Linked DNA regions of Homo sapiens: region 2 is linked to region 1. Evidence: read pairs that join two places in POLR2A ChIA-PET (ENCODE). Cell type or tissue: A673. All regions are shown on one strand. Each heading gives the region's core, and the rest is flanking DNA. Links, peaks and the distances in the headings are about the cores only.

Region 1 (10,571 bases), core at 2,413-7,412:
TTGTCTACACACGGCTGGTGGCAACAATTCACAGCCACTGCCAAAGACCAGCCTCTCTGGTTTCACGTGGGCAGGTCCATCCCTGATGCTGCACTCACCCTGGGGGCACTGAACTATGAAGCAGTGAAACCACCAAGGCTGCCTCTGAGAGCTGCCAAGTGCTACATCGGGTAAGCAAGCTGCCTTTCACTTGTCAATCTTTAATTAGTGGACAAGGGGCTCCCATGCAATTTGGGACACGGGCCTGCTCACAATGAGGTCTACTGATGGCACCCCTGGCTTCTGCAGTACATAACAAGTGCAGCCTTACACAGTGGCTCTACTCTTGGGGGGGATGAAGCATTTATCAGTGCTACACACTGTAGGTGTTCAGTGCAAGAAAAAACAAATTCTGTGATTCTTCATTAAGTGTACTGAACTTAATGTTAAAATGTATGTACTGGACTGTTAATAACTCATATCACATATAAAGGATACCCTCCTTCAATATCTAAAGAAGTCCTTAAATCAGTAAGAAAAACAACAGCCATTAGGAAAACAGGCAAAGGCTATAAACATACAGCTCACAGGAAAGGAAATTCCAATAGCTTAGGTACTGGAAATAATGCTAAACCCTTCTCATAAGGGAAACGCAAATTAAAACAAGGAGATTCTATTTTTCTGCTGTGAAACTGACAGAGATCCAAACACCTGAGTTGCACTGCTGAGGGTTTGGGGAAGGCCACTTCCCACGGGAGCTACTGGAGATAGCAAGGGCAGTGGGCTGTAGAACAGCTGAGCTACAGCTATCAAAATTATCCCCCTAGACACAGCAATTACACTTCTGTAAGTTTTTCTAGATAGACCCATACATGTGCAAAATGACATATATACAAATGTTTACTGAGGAACAATTTATAATAATAAAAAGGGGAACAACCCAAATACCTATCAACTGAAGACTGGTTAAATCCACGGCGGTATCTCTGCAGAGGATACTATCAGCCATCAACAGGAATGAGGCAGCCATACTTGTGAAATGGAAAGATCTTCAAAATACGTTGCTGGGGAGCCAGGGAGGAACACTAGGGTACTAAACAGTGTATACAGCTGGCTCCATTGTATGTGTGTAAATATATGCGTCTGCCTGAACATACCTGAAAGGACATTCAAGAATCTTAACACTAGTTCGGGGTAGGAAGGAGATCAACTTTTCACTATATACCCTTTTGTTCCTTTTAAGTCCTAAACCATGAAAATGTTTTACCTAGCTAGCTAGCAAAATGAAAAAAAAAATTACTTTATTAAAACATTTACAATGCAATTAAGAAAGCACAGGTTGTCTTTGAAGGATGGGGTCCTAAGAGAGTTCATTTCTAGCTTTATGACATTTTAACTAAAACATTTATTTTATGATAAGTGAATATTAAAGTATAAAAAAGGAATTTTTTATTATTATTATTTTAGAAATGGGGTCTTCCACTGCTACCCAGGCTGGAGTGCAGTGGTGCAATCATAGCCACTGCAGCCTCCAACTCCTGGGCTCAAGGGATCCTCCTGCCTCAGCCTCCTGAGTAGCTGGGACAATTAAAAAAACATTTTTTTGGCTGGGCACGGTGGCTCACGCTTGTAATCTTAGCACTTTGGGAGGCCGAGGCGGGTGGATCACGAGGTCAGGAGATTGAGACCATCCTCGCTAACATGGTGAAACCCCGTCTCTACCAAAAATATAAAAAAAATTAGCATGGCATGGTGGCGGGCGCCTGTAGTCCCAGCTACTCCGGAGGCTGAGGCAGGAGAATGGCGTGAACCCGGGAGGTGGAGCTTGCAATGAGCTAAGATCGCACCACTGCACTCCACCCTGGGCGACAGAGTGAGACTCCGTCAAAAAAAAGAAAAATTTTGTAGAGAGGGTCCCCTTATGTTGTCCATGTTGGTCTTAAACTTTTGAACTCAAGTGATCATCCTGTCTTGGCCTCCCAAAGTGCTGGGATGGCAGGTGTGAACGCCTGAGCCCAGCTCTTCTTTAATGAAAAATTTTAAAATGTCATCAGTAAGTGGGAAATTACTAAATGATGACATATACAATGGTAGGCACTGTGACTGTCACGGAGGATGTCTGAGATACATTAATGAATTTTTCAAAAGGCTGCAAAATGGTGTGTATAGCAGGATCCCATTTTCCCCAGACAAAATCAGCTCTGTGTGCTCACCTAGGTGCACATGGACACAGAAAAATGTCAGCAGGGCCGGGCGCGGTGGCTCACACCTGTAATCCCAGTACTTTTGGGAGGCCGAGACAGGAGGATCACCTGAGGTCAGGAGTTCGAGACCAGCCTGGCCAATATGGGGAAACCCCATCTCTACTAAAAATACAAAAAATTAGCTGGGTGTGGTGGCAGGTGCCTGTAATCCCAGCTACTCCAGAGGCTGAGGCAGGAGAATTGCTTGAACCCAGGAGGTGGAGGTTGCAGTGAGCCGAGATTGCGCCATTGCACTCCAGCCTGGGCAACAAGAGCGAAACTCCGTCTCAAAAAAAAAAAGAAAAAAAAAAAAAAGGAAAAAGGAAAAATGTCAGCAGGACACAGCACAACTGTCTACACACTCGGTTATCCCCCTAGGGAATAAAACCTCAGGGGCCACCAGTAGAAGGGATGACAGCTTTCCCTTTCTGCACTGTATACACAATCTATGTGTACTGTTTGAAAAAACCATGTACAAGCACTTTGTTTTAACTTTGACATGAAAACATTAAACACTTTTTTTTGTATAAGACCAGCTATGGGAGCTCACACCTGCAATCCTAGCACAGGAGGGTGAAGTGGGAGGACTGCTTGAGCCCAGGAGTTTGAGGCTACAGTGAGCTATGATCACACCACTGCACTCCAGCCTGGGTGACAAGGCGAGACCCCATCTCAAACAAACAAACAAACAAAACCACACATTTAAATATTGAACACTGAAGTTTCCAGAGAGCAGAACTGGCCAGCTGAAACTGACCACAGAGGGCCCTTGCACTTGTCTGCAGCATCAGCCTCCCTAGATCTCCGTCTCAGTCCCACTGAGAAATCAGCTCAGCCTTTCTCTCCTATTGTCTTTGCCCCATTTGGCAGTCCAAAGCCCAGTGTCACTGGCATGGCAGGCCCTATGGCTCTGCAGAGGGGCCGGGCTAGGCAGATGCCTGCTGTGTGCTTGCAGCACACCCCGTGGGCCTGGCCACTTTAGTACTCTCAGGTGGCCGTTTCCTTGTGTTTTTCACAAGCCGTAGACAGCATCTAGTATGTGACTGTTCTCTTACAAACAGGGGATTCTCTTCTTCCTGCCCAGCTGTGTTGCACAGTGAATCCTAGCTGACTGCCTTCTCTTAGTAGGCGAGAAAATGGTCACCGTCCTTCCTAAGCCCCCACCAACTTCTCTCCACCCCTTCCCCACCCAACCTAGCAGGCAGCACCTGGCAAAACTACAACATAGGTATTGGGAGGAACAAGCTCGGGGCTGGTCCACACTCGGTGCTAGAACTGTCACATTTTACAAAGGAAAGACCCAGGGCAGCTGTCAAAATAGCCTGGGACCTATTTCATTAAAATAGCAGAAACCAACAACTGAAAATAGTAGGTGGCTTTTGGCAAACATAGAACCCCAATCAATCAGACCTGAGCTAGCTGTAAGTGGACGGAGATGCTGAACTTGACTCCCTCTGCAGCTCACACCATTTACCCAGCTTCCTCAATATTTATAGCATGAATAGCCATGAAGTTTTCTGTGCTCTTGATGAAAGGAGGAAGCTGGTGACTTCTGAAAAATATTTTGCCACTGTCTCATAGCAACAGATGTTCCAGTTAAATATTTGGGAGTTGTGAACTGAACATCTTCTGTACTGATACGGTGTGATGTTAGTCAGTGACTCCAGACAGTTAGCAGGAGGCTGCCAACTCTAAGCTTTTTGGCAGTGGGGCTGCAACAGGTCCCCAGGGTTTTCTCTGAGTCCCCCCTCTGGTTTCAAGCTCACAATGGGTGATGGAATAAGTGTCAAGGGTCTGTGCACTCCTGCCCCCTCTTCTAGCCCTGAATCTGGAAGAAAAAGTTAGAAATACAGAAAGAGGCTGGAAGAACGTTTACCTTTCTGGTGCTTCATTCTTTTCCCACAAAACTTTCCAACAATAGAGTAGGTATGACTGCTATGCAACCAGCAATTCATTACAGAAGTTTTTCTTTTCTTTTTTTTGAGACAGGGTCTTGCTCTGTCGCCCAGGCTGGAGTGCAGTGGCGCAAACACCGCTCACTGCAGCCTCAGCCTCAACCTCCCTAGCTCAAGTGATCCTCCCACCTCAGCCTCCTGAATAGCTGGGACCCCAGGTGCACACCACCACGCCTAGCTAATTTAAAAAAACTTTTTGTACAGAGGGTCTTACTATGTTGCCCAGGCTGACCTTCAACTCCTGGGCTCAAGTGATCTACTTGCCTCAGCCTCCCAAAGTGTTGGGATTACAGGCATTAGCCACTGCCCAACTGGGAAGTTTTCTTTTTTTTTTTTTTTTTGACAGGGTCTCACTCCATCACCCAGGCTGCAGTGCAATGGCTCAATCTCGGCTCACTGCAACCTCCGCCTCTCAGGTTCCAGTGATTCTCCTGCCTCAGCCTCCCGAGTAGCTGGGATTACAGGCACTCATCACGCCTGGCTAATTTTTGTATTTTCAGGAGAGACAGGGTTTCACCATGTTGGCCAGGCTGGTCTCGAACTCCTGACCTCAGATGATCTGCCTGTCTGCGCCTCCCAAAGTGCTGGAATTACAGGTAACTTTCACTTTTAAAAGTATACACTACTAATGTAAGTGAGTGTTTCCTAAATCATTTCAAACTCTATTTGGAAATGGAATGACACTGGTTTATTGTAATTTACCAACTCTAACTGGAACAATATGGTATAAAGCCAGTGAGGATGGATCATCTCCAGTTCACAGACAATTCTGCCTCTTTTACTGGAGAACGACTTAAAAACTATTTAGCTAAACAATATAGAATGTTTATACATTCTGGATACTTCTCCATTCTCCATAATATGTTATTTTAACAAATAAGCATATTCATTTAAACAAGTCACAATTCTTAACTCAAAATGGTGTCAACTTGCTAAAATTCCTATTAAAGACATATCATGTTAGTACAACCTGTTGAAAACTTAAAACATTCTGAATCAAAAATAGGGTTGCAAGTCAGATGAAGCAAAGATGCAAGAAGCAATTTCGGGGACAGTTTTTATGTGCCAAAGGTCATTTCTAACATTTTTGAAGGCTTACAGGGACAATTAGATAACTAAATGGGCACCATAGGTCTGTCTTAATTTGTCTTAATCTTCGTGATCCCATTTGTCAACAGCTAGAAAGACCTTACACTCTCCCAATGTTCAATTCAAATAAACCAAAGAAAACTCACAATTGCTAAAGTGGCAGCTGTGAGAAACTAGCTTCTCACCACTTCAATAGTTTGTGATGCACTCATGTCATAAAGATCAGTTCATGGCTTCGACTCTCTCTTGAGACCTGGCCAGGTCCTGGCTGCACTGCGTTGACTGCTGGTGGGTGAGGCCTCCTCGGGGCACCCATCCAGACTGGGTTGGGTCCCTCAGTTGCTGCCAGGCCTGGGGCAGACTGGGCCGGGGCCAGACAGCCATGACCTGCTGAAAACCTTCTCCATGAAAGCTGCCTTTTCCGTGACCACACCTTTGAGACAACTGATATCTTTTTTTTGACAGAGTTAAGGCATGCAAAAGCATATGAAAAATAATATGAATCTCTACACACCTACTACCCATTTAAGAAATAAAACCGGCCACTGGTACATGAAGCCCTGTGTAACAAGTGTGAGTGTGAACTTACTCAACTATGTAGAATTATATACTTTTTTCCTATTTTATCTCAAAAAGCAGTAATGGGTGTGGCATGAGTTTCGGCTAACCACCCTTCCCCTGGGAAACAGTGCAGCGTGCGCTGAGTTGCATTTTAATGTCCTGCCTTCCGGCTCCTCTATGCGTGAGTCCTGGCGTGATATGTGTGCAGGTTTCTCTGTTTTACGCTGACAATTTACGTCAGTGTAGAATAGAAGGGCCAAATTCAGAGCTGTTCTTACATTTCCTATAAAGTAGTTCTTAAAGCCCTGAGTCTCTCATAAAATAAGCATTCAGTTGCTACGTTTCTTTGAAAAGTTTAATTTCAGGCAAAAGTGCAGCAAAAACTACGCTCTCAGACACTGCTGGTGGCATTAATCCAATTGGAAGTGTGTAAAAAGGGCTTAAATCTCTTCACTCTTTGACCCAGTAATTTTGCTTTTTGAGAATCTATTCTGAAATCAAAGTGAGAAACAGACAAATTTAAGTGAATCAAGATGTTCAATATTCCTTTTAAGAGCAAAAAGCTGAAAAGAAACAGCTTCCTGATTATTGGCCATTATAAAGTTGCATAAAGAATTAATTACACATTATGGAGCTATTAAAAATTATGGATTTTAGAAACTAAATGTGAAATATGGTTTATAATATAATGTTCAATGGAAAAAGATATAAATGATACCATGATTACAATAATGAGAGTCAGCAAAAAGAAACAAAGGTGAAAAAAATACCTCAGTGCTGACAATAATTACACTAAGATGATGAACATACAGAATTTTTTTTTAACTCTAGTTTTAAACTTTTAAGAGTGTGGTTATATTAGTTTTTGCTAAAAAAAAAAAGCAAAGTTTAAAAAGCAAAGCAAAGTACAAATTAAAAATAAATACGAATCACTCAGGATGGTGGGGAGAGCTCCCTTTTAAATATATTAAAAGCATATATTCCCCTTTATGAGACAATGTCAGCTGTGTCACCTGCTGTGCTTCCTTTTTTGGATTTAGTTGCCAGAAACCCAGAGCTAAAATTAATTCTCAGCCACAGCTGAGCTCACAGTTGACTCTGTGTTGTAAACTGCTACATTTATGCCTGTCTTTTACTGTTGTTTCATATCCTTCTTTGAAGAAGGTATATATTTTACATATGTAAAACTTTAAGATCTTTTTTATCTATAAAAATTCACAGATATGCTTGTAACTGTTTCCCAATCTCAGGAAGGACTCCTGCGAGGGAGGCAGGCAGGGAGGGAGGTGGGTTTTCACTGTATGGCCTTTCCAGCTACGCACCATGTGCACACACTGCCTATCAAAGAAGAGGTGTGATTTCTAAAAGGTGTATTAGTTGGAAATACATGAATTGTGTCTGGTAAAGCTTACTGAGACTACGGTAGACTCAGCCAACTATAATTCAGACTCAAGAAATCTTAGCTGTCCGCTCGCTCAGATTCTCACCAAAAATCCACTGAACCTCAAGGAGAAGACTGGGCAGAATTCTACAACAAGTGGGGGAGATAGGGCCATTTCTTCTCGCAGATTCTTACAGGGGTCTGTGACCCCAAGATGCTTGGGGGGGGTCCTTCATTTCAGATAGTAAAATGAAGACCCCCAGAGAAGGGAACTGATGCTGCCAGCGGGCACAGAGCTAGGGTCAGCTGCTCAGTTTCCCTCTCCCGGTGCGGTGCTCTTTCTTCCTGGCTATGTTAACTCTGTGACCTGGGAATGTGGTCCAGAAAGAAGCTGTGGCTGCTGAGTCTATACCTACTTAGTAAGTGAGTTACTCAATGCTGATCTGTATAAAGTAGGATCGTCCTTTTTCCTTTCTCACAATACAGAATATTAATGTTATCCAAGTCAGGTCTTTATTACAGTACTCAGAGAGCAGTCCCTCTGAATTGACAAGGATGACACTGGGCAAGAGGAGCTCTCAGACACCCCCCGTGGGCATGCAAATGGATTCAGCTCTTCTGGAGGCCAATCTGCAATCTCTATGTGTGAGCATTTCTGCAGAACAGATTCCTTGAACTGGAACTCTTGGATGGAAATTATTGATTTGCTCAATCTACTAAGTAGTTCTCTGAACAGCTGTTATTTTCCCAAACACCTTCACCAACACTAGGTCTTAGCAGCTTCTGAAATACTGGCCAATCTGGTGGGAGAATATTTTGTTTTAATTCCCTCTTGCCTCTAGTTAGTAGTAAATTTTGTCCCCAGGTATTTATAGCTTTTATTACAGTTGTGAATAGGATGTGTTCCCCAGTGATTATTGCTTTTAATGTGATTCATCTGTTCCAGTTTGCCTGGGACCCTGGCAGTTTTAGCACTCAAAGTCTAGTGTCCTGGGGAACACCTCCCAGTTCCAGGCAAATCAGAAAGATTGGTAACCTGATCGCAAAACTATTAATTTCTGAATATTTTATCTTGTGTCTGGCTCCCTTACTGAAGTCTTGTAAGTGCTAGTCATTTTTCAGCTGATAGCCTATCTGGAAACTCCAAGAGAATCATTTCATCAACAAATAACACTTTTGTCTTTTCCTTTACATGATTTGCATTTTTTCTTTCTCTGGTTTTTGTGCACTGGCTAAAGCCTTCAGAACATGGAATAATTGTAGAGACAATGGACATCTGTTTCTTATACCTAATTCTGCTGGAAATGCTTCTGTTTCACCAGGGAGTGTAATGTTGCTATGGGTTTCTGGTAGATAATCTGTAAATAAAGGAAGTTTCTTTCTACTTCCAGCTTACATAGAAGTTTTTTTGTCCTCTACAAATCAGGAACACATCCAAAACTTTATCTTTTTTTTTTTTTTTTTGAGATAGAATTTCACTCTTGTTGCCCAGGCTGGAGTGCAATGGTGCGATCTTGGTTCACCCCAACCTCCGCCTGCTGGGTTCAAGTGATTCTCCTGCCTCAGCCTCCCGAGTAGCTGGGATTACAGGCATGTGCCACCACACTGGGCTAATTTTGTATTTTTAGTAGAGATGGGGTTTCTCCATGTTGGTCAGGCTGGTCTCAAACTCCCGACCTCAGGTGATCCGCCCGCCTTGGCCTCCCAAAGTGCTGGGATTACAGGCGTTAGCTACTGCTCCTGGCTTCCAAAACTTTAATCTTTTTTAAAAAATTGTTTCCTGCTGGGAGTCAGAAAAAAAACCCACTTTTTTGGGTCATCTATTAAGATGTTGTCTTTAATCTATTAGTAGACTTCTTAATGTTGAACCATCCTTGCATTCCTGGGATGTTGCTAGTATTTCTCAAACACTTATTTTGTACTAGACATTCTAAGTGTTTATTTAATCCTTACATCTCACTAAGAGGTAGACAGTCCCACTTGTGATGAGGAAATTAAGTCACAAGTAAGTTAAATAAGTCTAAGGCCACATAGTGAGTGGAAGGGCCAAAATTTAAACCCAGGGAGTCTGGCAGCACAGCCAGACTCCTAACCATTACACTGTCTGCCTCTCAGTCTTACTTGGTCACAATGTGCTATTAATATATTTTTTAAAAAACACAACTACATTTGATATTCTAAGTATTTTATTTTGGATTTTTGCATCTATATTTTTAAGTAAGTTTGATATACAGCTTTCACTTGTATGTTCTAGTAGAAGCTACCTAGCCTCATAGGAAATGTTGGGAAGTTTTCCATCATTTTCTCTCTGGAATGGTTTGGATAATGGGATTGTCTGTTACCCTCTATTAAACTATCTCTTCCTGGTGCCTTTTGAGAAAGGGGTTAGAATGTAGATTTTTCATGATGTATTTGATTCCTACACCATAGTGCTTTTAAGCCAGAATCAGTCTTCAAATTCTTCACATTTTCTTGGAAGACACTGCTTTTCACAGGTATTGGAAATATGTTTGATTGAGTGAGGAATTTTTTTTTTTAGCAATAATGTCAATAGATATGTGGTCTCTAACATTAAAATAGGTGGGAAACTTCCAAATCTGCCACCTATCCTGTAGGTTCTACTTGATAACACTAATGGTACCACTTCATGTAATTTTATATAATTTTCTTCAGAAGTCTGCAGAAAGATATGTTTTACTATCATTTTTTAGGTGGAAGAAGCAAGAAAAAAAGGATTTACCTAATTCTGATAAAACCAATATAGGAACCAAAAACAAATGGCAAAATAACTTTATAATGATGGGGAAAAAGAAGCTAATGTCTAAAATTGTTTCTTGGTTTTTGTTTTTTTGTTTTTTGCTATTTTTGAGATGGAGTCTCGCTCTGTCACCCAGGTTGGAGTGCAGTAGTGCAATCTCAGCTCACTGCAACCTCTACCTCCCGGGTTCCAGCGATTCTCCTGCCTCAGCCTCCCGAGTAGCTGGGACTACAGGCACGTGCCACCATGCCCGGCTAATTTTTTGTATTTTTAGTAGAGACAGGGTTTCACCGTGTCAGCCAGGATGGTCTTGATCTCCTGACCTCGTGATCCGCTCGTCTTGGCCTCCCAAAGTGGTGGGATTACAGGCATGAGCCACCGCGCCTGGCTTGATTTTTGTTTTTTAATCAAGAACTACCAGTAGAAGAATTTCATTTAGAGATATAGAGGTTCCTTCCCACCAAAAAAGTCAAGATTTAAAAAAAACTGTTCCTTGTGATGAACCCAGCTAGGGATGGGAGGGGTGGGGCTGGGAACCACTGATTTCCATTCACACTTTTTCTATGACACATGATGCTTTAAATCTGGCATATAAAATATTTGAT
Region 2 (10,571 bases), core at 3,449-8,448, 290 kb before region 1:
GTTTTGGTCTTGAATTGTCTTTAAAAATTATGAGGCTTAGTGGGGAGCCGGGAGCAGCATGTCAAAGGGTCTGGTAAAAGGCTAGTCAGAGTAGATGAATATTCTCACAAACACACAGTAGATTCCAGGTGGACACAGGGAGAAAGATTTATGAGAATAACCCTGCTAATGAAGAAAGTAGATTTCAGTGGCACCTTAGTCAGAGACTTGGTTACTAAGTCCTTGAAGAACCAACTGAAGACAAGACTTTAAAAAACAAAAGTTTATTGCGCACATGCTGTGTCCAGGCTCTCATCTAGGATATAGGATACATCAGTGAACACAACAGATAAAAATCTCAGCCCTCAAGTGTTTGTAATATAGTGGGTGGAGACATAATAGATAGGATAAATAAGTGAACTATAGTACATTAAAAGGTGCTGAGTGCTATGGAAAGTAAAATAGGGCCCTGTGATGGGGAGCATAATGGTGGTAGTGATGGTGGGTTTGCAATTTTTAACAAGGTGGTCGAAGTACACCTCCCAAAGTAGTTATAGATTAACAAGGTCTTGAAGGAGATAAGGAAAAAGGTATTGAGATATCTGGGGGAAGAGCATTTCAGACAGAGAGATCAGTATTGGCAGGCCTGGAGGTGGGCATGCACCTGCCATGCACCTGCAGTGGCGAAGATGTCATCTCAGTTAGAGGCAGGTGAGTTAGGATATGTAGTCAGGGGAGGAGTAGGGTAGCAGATCACAAAAGAAGTGCTTCTCAAACTTTAATATGCATACAAATTTCCTAGAGATCTTGTTAAATTTAGATTCTGATTTGGTAGATCTTGAGTTGGGTCAGAGATAACAAACCCTCAGGTGACGGTGAAGTTACTGGTCCTGGGACCACAGTTTGATTAGTAAGGATATAGGGCCTTAAGGGCCATGTAAGACTATATAAATATGAAACTATTGAAATCACCAAGGGAATGAGGGTAAATAGAGAAGAGGAAAGGGCTAAGGGCTGAGCCCTGGCGCACTCCAGCATTAAGAGGATGGCGAGACAGGAGGAGCCAGCAAAGAAGCCTAAGAAGGCGTGGCCACAAAGCGAGAAGGAAACCCACAGGGCCCATGAATGTAAATAAATTTCAGGCAACATCAGTCAGTATAGTTTTCTGTGTTTTCTCCAGGAAGCCAAGTAAATTGTTTCATGGAGGAAGAAGTGATCAACCGTGTGAAATCTTGCTTGATAGGTCAAGTAAGAGGAAAGCTAAGAATTGATTATTGAGTTTGACAACATAGTGGTTATTGACAAGCAGGTAGCTGGGTAGCGTGAGGGCAAAAGGCTTATTGGAGTGGGTTTCAAAGAGAAGAGAGGAGAGAAATCAGAGATAGTGAATAAATAAAAGTTACTGAGGCATTTTTTTGTAAAGGGTGTGTATGTTAGATATCTATTGCTACATAACAAATTAAGCTGGGCACAGTGGCTCACGCCTGTAATCTCAGCACTTTGGGAGGCGGAGGCAGGAGGATCACTTGAGCTCAGGAGTTTGAGACCAGCCTGGCCAACATAGTGAGACTTCTTCTCTACTAAAATACAAAAAAAAAAAGAAAAGTAGCTTAATGTGGTGGTGCACGCCTATAGTCCCAGCTACTCCAGGGGCTGAGGCAGGAACGATCACTTGAGCCTGGGAAGTTGAGGCTGAGTGAGCCATGATCATGCCATTGCACTCCAGCCTGGGCAACAGAGCAAGACCCTGTCTCAAAAAACAAAAACAAAGTAAAACTTAAGAGTCACTTAAAACAACAAAGATTTACTATTTCAGTTTCTGTGTGTCAGGAATTCAGGAATGGCTTAGCTGGGTGATTCTGGCTCAGTGTTTTGTGAAGTTTTAGTCAATATATTGGCCAGGGCTGCAGTCATCTGAAGGCTTGACCTGAGCTGGAGAACTTGCCTCTGAGATGGCTCACTTCATCTGGCTGTTGGCAGGAGGCCTCAGTTTCTTACTTACTATATAGGCTTCTTCTCCATAGGAGTGCTTAAGTATCCTCCTGACAAGGCAGCCAGCTTCTTTCAGAGAGGATGATCCAAGATATATAGAGAGAAGCTACCATGTATGGAAGTTACATTCCGTTATTCTGCTGTATTCTGTTGATCACATGGACACAGTGTGGGAGGGGACTGCATAAGAACCTGAATACCAAGAGGGTGGGGGCCATTAGGGGCCTTCATGGAGGCTGGATAACCCAGAGAGCAGGAAATTTGAGGGTAGCTGGAGAGGAAAGTGGGACCCTAGCAAGTTTTTTTGTTTTTAATTGATGGAAACAATAACATATTTGTTTGTTGCACCAGTAACGATCCAGTATAGAAGGGAAAATTATTGATGCAGAATGGAGAGTAGAGAATTGTTGGAGAGTTATTACCTTGGCGAGAGGGGATATGATGTGGAGCATAAGTAAAGGAATGGGGACTCGGCTTTGCACAGGATGAGGGTAGTCCACTTAGAGTGGCAGGAGGGAAGACAGTATGTGTGTCAAAAGATGCTACGAGGTGCTGAGATGGGATGGTGGGAGGTTTGTGGATGTTCTCTTCTGGTTACTTCAGTTTTCTCAGTGAAATGGAAAGCAGGGTCATTGAGAATGAGGATGAGAGAAGAGGTATCAGGTTTCAGGAGGGAAGAAGAGAAGTTATAGTCACCAAGGACAGTGGGAGAGTGAGTGGACCAAGGAAATGCGTGGTTTTGGGGGGAGCATTAATGACCCACACAAGATTCAGGGTCATGAATTTAAGGCAAGATCAGTCAGTATAGTTTTCTGTGTTTTACTCTAGCCACATTCAGCTATACAAATGCAGGTGGGGAGGCAGTGAAGAGGTAGATTTAACCAGTGTGTGGTCTGTCCAAATGAGTACAAAGAGAGAAAAGGCAAGGGATTGAAGGGCAAATTATTACAATGTTTGATCTTAGAATTTAACCTGCTTAAGAAGGAAGTTTAGAGCATAGGGGTGAGGAATGAGGGAAAGTAAATATAACTTAAGATCAATGGATGGTAGGGCCTGATGGGGTTGAAAGATTACTGGAGTCAAATATTAGAGGGAATGAACTAGAAAGATAGGTGGAGGCTGTTAAAGGATGTCTGAGATCAGGTGGAGGACAAGATCATTAGGTAGAGGAGCTCACAGACAGGAGAGGCCACAATATTGGAAGGGTCAGGCATACATATGTTAAAATCACCAAGAATTGAGAGAGAAGAGTGACAGTAAACCGGCAACTAGAATTCTTGAGACAGGAGAACGGGTAACTTGGGGAGCAACAGATGGCAGCGATAAGGAGACAGTTGGTATATGGTAGTTGGACCTCTGGTTCCAGGCTGGGAAGAGGAGGGAGGGGTGGGGAGGAAGCATCAGTGAGGAGCAAGAAGGACCTCCTCCCAGTTCCAGGTTCAGCAACCTGATAACTGTGACAGAAAGAACAATGAGGACCAACATTGATCCTGAGGAGATTCAGGTTTAGTCTGGAGCAAAAAGGTGGAGGGGGGCCTTCAGAGATGTTAAAGATCTAGGGAACCGTTACTTCTGGAGGTTACACCGGAAGCCTCTCAAGAGGTGGGGAGGGGTGGGCAGTAGGCATAGAAGATGGGGACAGAAGAGGCATAGCCTTCTGGGAGATGGGCAGTGGGAGCCTCTGGCTTCTGTACTGATTTATGTCAGTGAGGACACAAGATAAAATGATGTTAGCCCTGGTTCTGATAGGTGCTCAAATAGGGTGGTGAGGCTTTGGATGCTGGAGAGTAAGGAGAGTGGAGCTACCTTTTGACTCTTGCAGACAGAAATACCCAGAAATAGGTCTCAGATCGTTGAGACTGGAACAGATTCTACCTAGCTTGTAGCAAGAGAAGACTGAAGCCAGCCTTTCTTACCAGGGTAATGAAAAGGAGAAATGGCTGGGAAAACGGAAGACAAATGTTACTACTTGAATTTGGTGTGCTGGTAAACTGGCTCTCAAAAAACCCCCCAAACACAAATTTCTGTGCTATAAGTACTCCCACCTTGCCAGTTTCAGGCTATCAGAGGTTTCATCAACCAGCTTGTAAGATTCCTGAATATTGGACAGCTTGGCTCTCGATAGTCCTTGATATGAACTCTCTAGCATACCACACACTTTAGAGCAGACTCTATTTTCCTTAAAATATTTGTGTACCGTTTGAATGCTTTAGAGCAGGGGTCTGCAATCCCCGGGCCACAGACCATTACAGACGCAGCCTGTTAGGAAGGTGAGTGGTGGTTGAGTGAGCATTACAACCTGAGCTCTGCCTTCTGCCAGATTAGCAGTGGCATTAGATTCTCATAGAAGCTCGAACCCTATTGTGAACTGTGCGTGCGAGGTATCCAGGTTGTGTGCTCCTTAGGAGAATATAATGCCTGATGATCTGAGGTGGGACAGTTTCATCCTGAAAACCATCCCCACACCCCACCCCCATTTGTGGAAAAATTGTCTTCCGTGTAACCGTCCCTGGTGCCAAAAAGATTGGGGACTGCTGCTTTGGAGTTCTACTAGTAATCCTCAGTTTTGCTTCTTTGTGACTCTTAACCTTATGGAACCTCAGTTTCTTTGTAAACAGAGGGTATTAGCACCTGTTCCTTGGGTTGTTGTTGTAAGGATTAGAGAATAAGTAGAACAAAAGTTCCTGGAATGGTGGATACTATTGATATTATTATTGCCATCACCTTAATGTAAAGCTTTATTACAAAGGAACTCAGTTACCAGAGGATAATACCTGTATTTTCATATGCAAAGGCTGGAGTAGAGATTGGAGTTAACTTTTTAGAGAGCAATTGGGTAACACATATCACACATCTAAGAGCATGGGTTTGATCTAGTAATTTTACTTCTGGGACCTTTTCCAAAGAAAATAACTAAGAATATGTGGGAAAATGAAGCAAGAAGATACTTGTTTGCAGTACTGTTTGTAAGAGAGGAAAGGTGGAATCTACCTAAATGTCTAACTATTGTGCAACAAAAGACTTTACCTTACTAGAAACAAACGGATAGAATGTAATTGATTATGTGGAATAATGGTTCATTGTAGTATAAAATAGGTTACAAAATAGTAGGTACTGAATGATCCAATTGTATTAAAAGTGCAAAGAATATGATCTGAAGAACAAAAATAAGTGATTGTATTAACAATTAATAGTGATAGCCTCAGACAAAATTAAAAAAAAATTTTTGGGGTACATAGTAGGTGGATATATTTATGGAGTAGGTGAGATTTTTTTTTTTTTTTTTGAGATGGAGTCTCGCTCTGTCACCCAGGCTGGAGTGCAGTGGCGCGATCTCGGCTCACTGCAAGCTCCGCCACCCGAGTTCACGTCATTCCCCTGCCTCAGCCTCCTGAGTAGCTGGGACTACAGGCACCGGCCATGATGCCTGGCTAATTTTTTGTATTTTTTTAGTAGAGACGGGGTTTCACCGTGTTAGCCAGGATGGTCTCGATCTCCTGACCTTGTGATCTGCCCGCCTCAGCCTCCCAAAGTGCTGGGATTACAGGCATGAGCCACCACGCCCGGCCGTAGGTGAGATATTTTGATACAGGCATGCAATGTGATAATCACATTAGGGTATGGGGGTAGCCGTCACCTCAACACATTTCTTTGTGTTACAAATGCATTTATTTGTGTTATAAACACATTTCTGTGTGTTACAAACATTCCCAGGTAAGTCTTTAACTTTTCTTTTAGATTGCTTCTATTTTCTGAGATTATAATGAATGTGACTTGCTTTTGTAATAAGAAAACAAGAGACTGTGTGTGTGTGTGTGTGTGTGTGTGTGTGTGTGTGTGTGTGTGTAGTGCTGTGGAGTAGAAAACCCTAAAGGTGGAGACATACATTTAGCTTTCTTATTAGTCATGAATGACTGTGTAACTGTCTCTTCCATTCTGTTGTCAAAACCCACACCCAGTCCCATGACTGTAAGGGTACTTGAAGGGCAAGGGAGGCATAGAACCAAGCTCATTCAATGCCTTAGGAGCCTGGCAGCAACTCAAGAACTATGGTTTTGTTGATTCCCATAACATTGAGTCTCTTTAGGGATCTCAATAATTTTTAGCTAGGAGAGAATCAAACTGGAATTGAGATGGAAAATGTCTGTTGAAGGCCACTCAAAAGAAAAACGTGTAAGATACAAGGGAAATTTAGCAGTTACAGGTCTTTCTAAAAAAACGAACTGCTATTTTTTTTAAAGTCTTTCTGTGAATATTGGTGACTTAGCACAATGCATTTTCAAAAAAACAGGACCTTGTGATTGTCACAAGTTCCTCAAGAAATTAGAAACCAGGAAATTTACTCTTCTGTAAAACAGTCTGTGAGTCACAGTTAAACAAGCATAGTAATGAAGCTGTCAGATTCGGTGCTATTCTTGCATCAGATGACTTCCTAGATAATTGAAATATTTTCTGAAATTTGTTTACCTTGAGCTAAGTAGAAAGCAAGTTGTATGTCCTTAACACAATTATGTTTTATTCCATTGTTCAGCAGGTATAAGAGTAAGTCAGCTGTTTAATTATGTGTATAATACTAATAAAAGGGAGCACTAACACTGTTAATTTAAAAATCTGGCCCCGTGCGATGGCTCACACCTGTAATCCCAGCACATTGGGAGGCTGAGGTGGGCGGATCACTTGAGGCCAGGAGTTTGAGAGCAGCCTGGCCAACATGGCGAAACCCGGTCTCTACCAAAAGTATAAAAATTAGCTGGGCATGGTGGTGCATGCTTGTAATCCCAGCTACTCGGGAGGCTGAGGCAGAAGAATCACTTGAACCTGGGAGGTGGAGGTTGCAGTGAGCCAAGATCGTGCTACCGCATTCCAGCCTGGGCGACAGAGTAAGACCCTGTCTCAAAAAAAAAAAAAAATCAGATAATTAAAGAGAGAAAATAATTTACTGGTTTTAGGAAAGTGAGCAGCTTTAGAAACAAGGTAGACCAGGAGAATAGCCCTGAGTTAAGTTATCAGACACCTTCTCCTTTTCCTTTTTCTTTGTTTCTTTTCTATTCTTCTTCCCTGTCCTCTTTATCTCTCTTTTTTCTTCTGTCTTTATTCTTTTCCTTCTTTGTACAAAGAGAGAACTTAATGTGCCAGACAGTTGTTTTAGGCACTGGGTTGTATGTCAATAAACAAAAGTGACAAAACCTCTGCTTGCATAGACTGTACATTCTAGTACTTACAGATAATATATAAGTAAATGTATATAAAATACTCTGTGGTGTTAAGTGCTATGAAGAAAAATAAAGGGGGGGCAAGGGATAGAGTATAATTGGGCAGGGGTGGGTGGACAGAGAGGAGAGGGTTCACTTCAATTCCATTTTTCAATTTTGTTTAAAAACTGAAGGCCTCTCAATAGAGGTGACATTTGAGCAGAGATCTGAGTGATATGAGGGAGTAAGCCAGGCAGAAGAAGAAGCAAGCACAAAGGCCTGCAGTGGGAAGATGCCTAGGTGGACCAAGAACATGAAGGAGGCCAGTGTGGCTAGGGGAGGTGGCGGTGAACGAGGGAGGCCAAGCAGCAGGGAGCTAGGTCGTGTAGGGCCCCATTGGGTACAGTAAGCTCTCATCTGAGTGAATCTGGAAACCTTTGGAGAAGTTTATTACAGCAGCTAGTAGTACTCTAATACAGATATTCATATTTATTTGTGTACCATTACGTATTTAATTCCTTTGTACCTAGGAGTAATTCAAGTAGCAGATAATATGACTGTGTTATTAAATACAGGTTTCATTTCAATAATCAGTAATGCATGTGGTAATTTTTTTAAAACCACGTTTCTGAGATTTTCTCTTATTGCTGGCCTGCTTGGATAAGTAATTTTGTCCTCCTAGAATCTGCTAGCAAATAAGTAAGGTGAAAAGAATTTCTTTATTTTATTTTAATTTTTTATTTTTTTGAGACAGAGTCTTGCTCTGTTACCAGGCTGGAGGGCAGTGGCGGGATCTCAGCTCACTGCGACCTCCGCCTGCCGGGTTCAAGCGATTCCCCTGCCTCAGCCTCCTGAGTAGCTGGGACTACAGGTGCGTGCCACCACACCTGGCTAATTTTTTTTTATTTTAGTAGAGACAGGGTTTCACCATGTTGACCATTTCCTGACCTCATGGTCCGCCCACCTCGGCCTCCCAAAGTGCTGGGATTACAGGCGTGAGCCACCATGCCCAGCCTTTTATTTTAAAATTATGATAAAAAATTGATCATCTTAGTCATTTAAGTTTATAGTTCGGTTGTGTTAAATATATTGTTGTGAAACATATCTCCAGAACCTTTTCATTTTGCAAAACTGAAACTCTACCCATTATATAACAACTCCCCTTTTCCTTTTCCCCAACAGCCACCATTCTCCTTTCAGTCTCTATGCATTTGACCAGTTACTCATAGAAGTGGAATTACCAGTATCTATCCTTTTGTGACTGCTTATTTCGTTTAGCATAATGTCCTCAAGGTTCAACCATGCTATAGTGTGTTAGAGCTTCTTTCTTTTTGAAGGCTGGATCATATTTTATTGTGTATAAACATCACATTTTGTTTATCCATCTGTTTGGTGGACAACTGGTTGCTTCTACCTGTTGGCCATTGTGAAGAATGCTGCTATGAACTTAAGTGTGCACCCACTAGAGAGTTCTCAACAGATTGACAGGATGTGATCTGATTTATGTCCAAAAACGTTCACTCTGACCCTTCCCTTCCCTCACTAAGTGAGACTTGGTGTTTTTTTCTGCCATGTTTCTAATGCTCACAAACAGTGTCTTGCACCTAGTGGTCATGCAGAGATATTTGAAGAAATAAATGACAGAACTAAACACAGTGAGGCAAACTCCGGAGGCCATCATGTCAACTCAGATATATATTAGGATATATTAGGGCAGTGGGCCTTTTCTATTTGCAGATCATAGATCTCACTGAAAATTTGATGAAAAATACAGAACTTTCCTCTGGAAAAAAACAGTTTTTATCTCCTTGACTCTCTCAATACAGAATACTTCTGTGACTTCTGCTCACCAAGAAGTGTGTGGGGATTTCTCCCTACCAGCAGCCAGTTCTCTGGTGGATTCTTTAGTGGACACCAGCTGCGTGTCCTCTAATTCAGTTCCGTTCTGATGCTCTCTTGCTGGAGAGAGCACAGGGTGAGAGTGCTCAGCCTCACACGACTGACCCCCACTTTGAGCACCAATCGCAAGTAATAGGTTCTCACCTATGCTTCTGACCCATCTGTTCTAAATTGGGGTTCCCCCTACTCGATACACTGATTTGACTGATTTGCTAGAGTGGCTCTCAGAACTCAGGGAAACAGGTTTACTGGTTTATTATAAAGAATACTACAAAGGGTACTGGTGACGAGATGAAGAGAAGCATGGGAAAGGCACATGGGAAGGAGTGTGGAGCTCCTGTGCCCAGTACAGGCTCACCACCCGCCAGGAGCCCCCACATGTTCAGCTCTCTGGAAGCTCCCCAAACCCAGTCCCTTTGGGTTTTTAGGGAAGCTTCGTTATGTTGGAATGACTGCATAAATCATTGACTACTGGTGATAGGCCAGGCGCTGTGGCTCATGCCTGTAATCCCAGTGTTTTGGGAGGCCAAGGCAGGCAGATCACAAGGTCAGGAGTTCAAGACCAGCCTGGCCAATATGGTGAAAATCTGTCTCTACTAAAAATACAAAAATTAGCCAGGCGTGGTGTCGGGCACCTGTAGTCCCAGCTACTCGGGAGGCTGAGGCAGTAGAATTGCTTGAACCCAGGAGGCGGAGGTTGCAGTGAGCCGAGATTGCACCACTGCACTGCAGCCTGGGGAATAGAGTGAGACTCCATCTCAAAAAAAAAAAAAAAAAATTGGCTACTGGTGATCAGCTCAGACGTCAGCCTCTCTCCCCTCTTTGGAGTTGGTGCTGAAAGTCCCAGTCCTCTAATCATGCCTTCATCTTTCTAGTGACCAGCCCCATCCTGAAGCTACCTAGGGGTGGCCCAGCCTTCAATCATTAATATACAAAAAGACACCCATCACTTTGGACATTCCAAGGATTCTAGGAGTTGTATGCCAGGAGATAGGGATGAAGACCAAATATGTATTTCAAAATATCACATTTCCCCAGAAAAGCAAACACAGTTACAGACGGTTCAAGTTAAGATTTTTCGACTTTATGATGGTGTAGAAGTGATAAACATTTAGTAACTATAGTTTGAGTACCCATACAACCATATTGTATTCAATAAATTGTTCAGTTATTCAGTTGTATTCAATAAAATGTTCAACACTTTATCATAAAATAGGCTTTGTGTTAGATGATTTTGCCCAACCATGGGCTAACTTAAGTGTTATGAACCTGTTTAAGGTAGGCTAGGCTAAGCTATGATGTTTTGTAGGTTATGTGTATTAGATGCATTTTCACTATATGGTATTTTCAATGAGCTTATCAGGATGTAACTCCATCATAAGTCAAGCAGCATCTGTATACTAAAATGTTTACCTACAAATCAATGGGTTCTTCACCTGATGTCCATAGAAGGACTTCATACATAACTAGGCCGTTGACCATTCTTATGGGTGGATTGGAGTATTCATC

Evidence for each region. Peaks named below come from ENCODE experiments on the same cell type or tissue, not always from the same donor. Only the 100,000 strongest peaks of a DNase experiment are listed, where the experiment ranks them.
Region 2: POLR2A ChIA-PET joins it to region 1 with 7 read pairs; 2 of 35 experiments call an interaction of 5 or more read pairs at or near these places.

Annotation. Positions count from the first base shown.
Region 1 is chr18:12,311,101-12,321,671 of GRCh38, reverse strand. All of the region lies in intron 3 of TUBB6 (tubulin beta 6 class V), which reads right to left. Among named protein-coding and RNA genes, the nearest start is that of TUBB6, 8.1 kb to the right of the region's middle. RefSeq lists enhancers at 3,019-3,088, 2,628-3,128. In A673, for the core only: no CTCF peak of the experiment used is centred there; no DNase peak of the experiment used is centred there; H3K4me3 peaks cover 644 bases; H3K27ac peaks cover 1,754 bases.
Region 2 is chr18:12,602,844-12,613,414 of GRCh38, reverse strand. All of the region lies in intron 2 of SPIRE1 (spire type actin nucleation factor 1), which reads left to right. Among named protein-coding and RNA genes, the nearest start is that of SPIRE1, 50 kb to the left of the region's middle. In A673, for the core only: no CTCF peak of the experiment used is centred there; a DNase peak (open chromatin) is centred at 6,324; H3K27ac peaks cover 1,633 bases.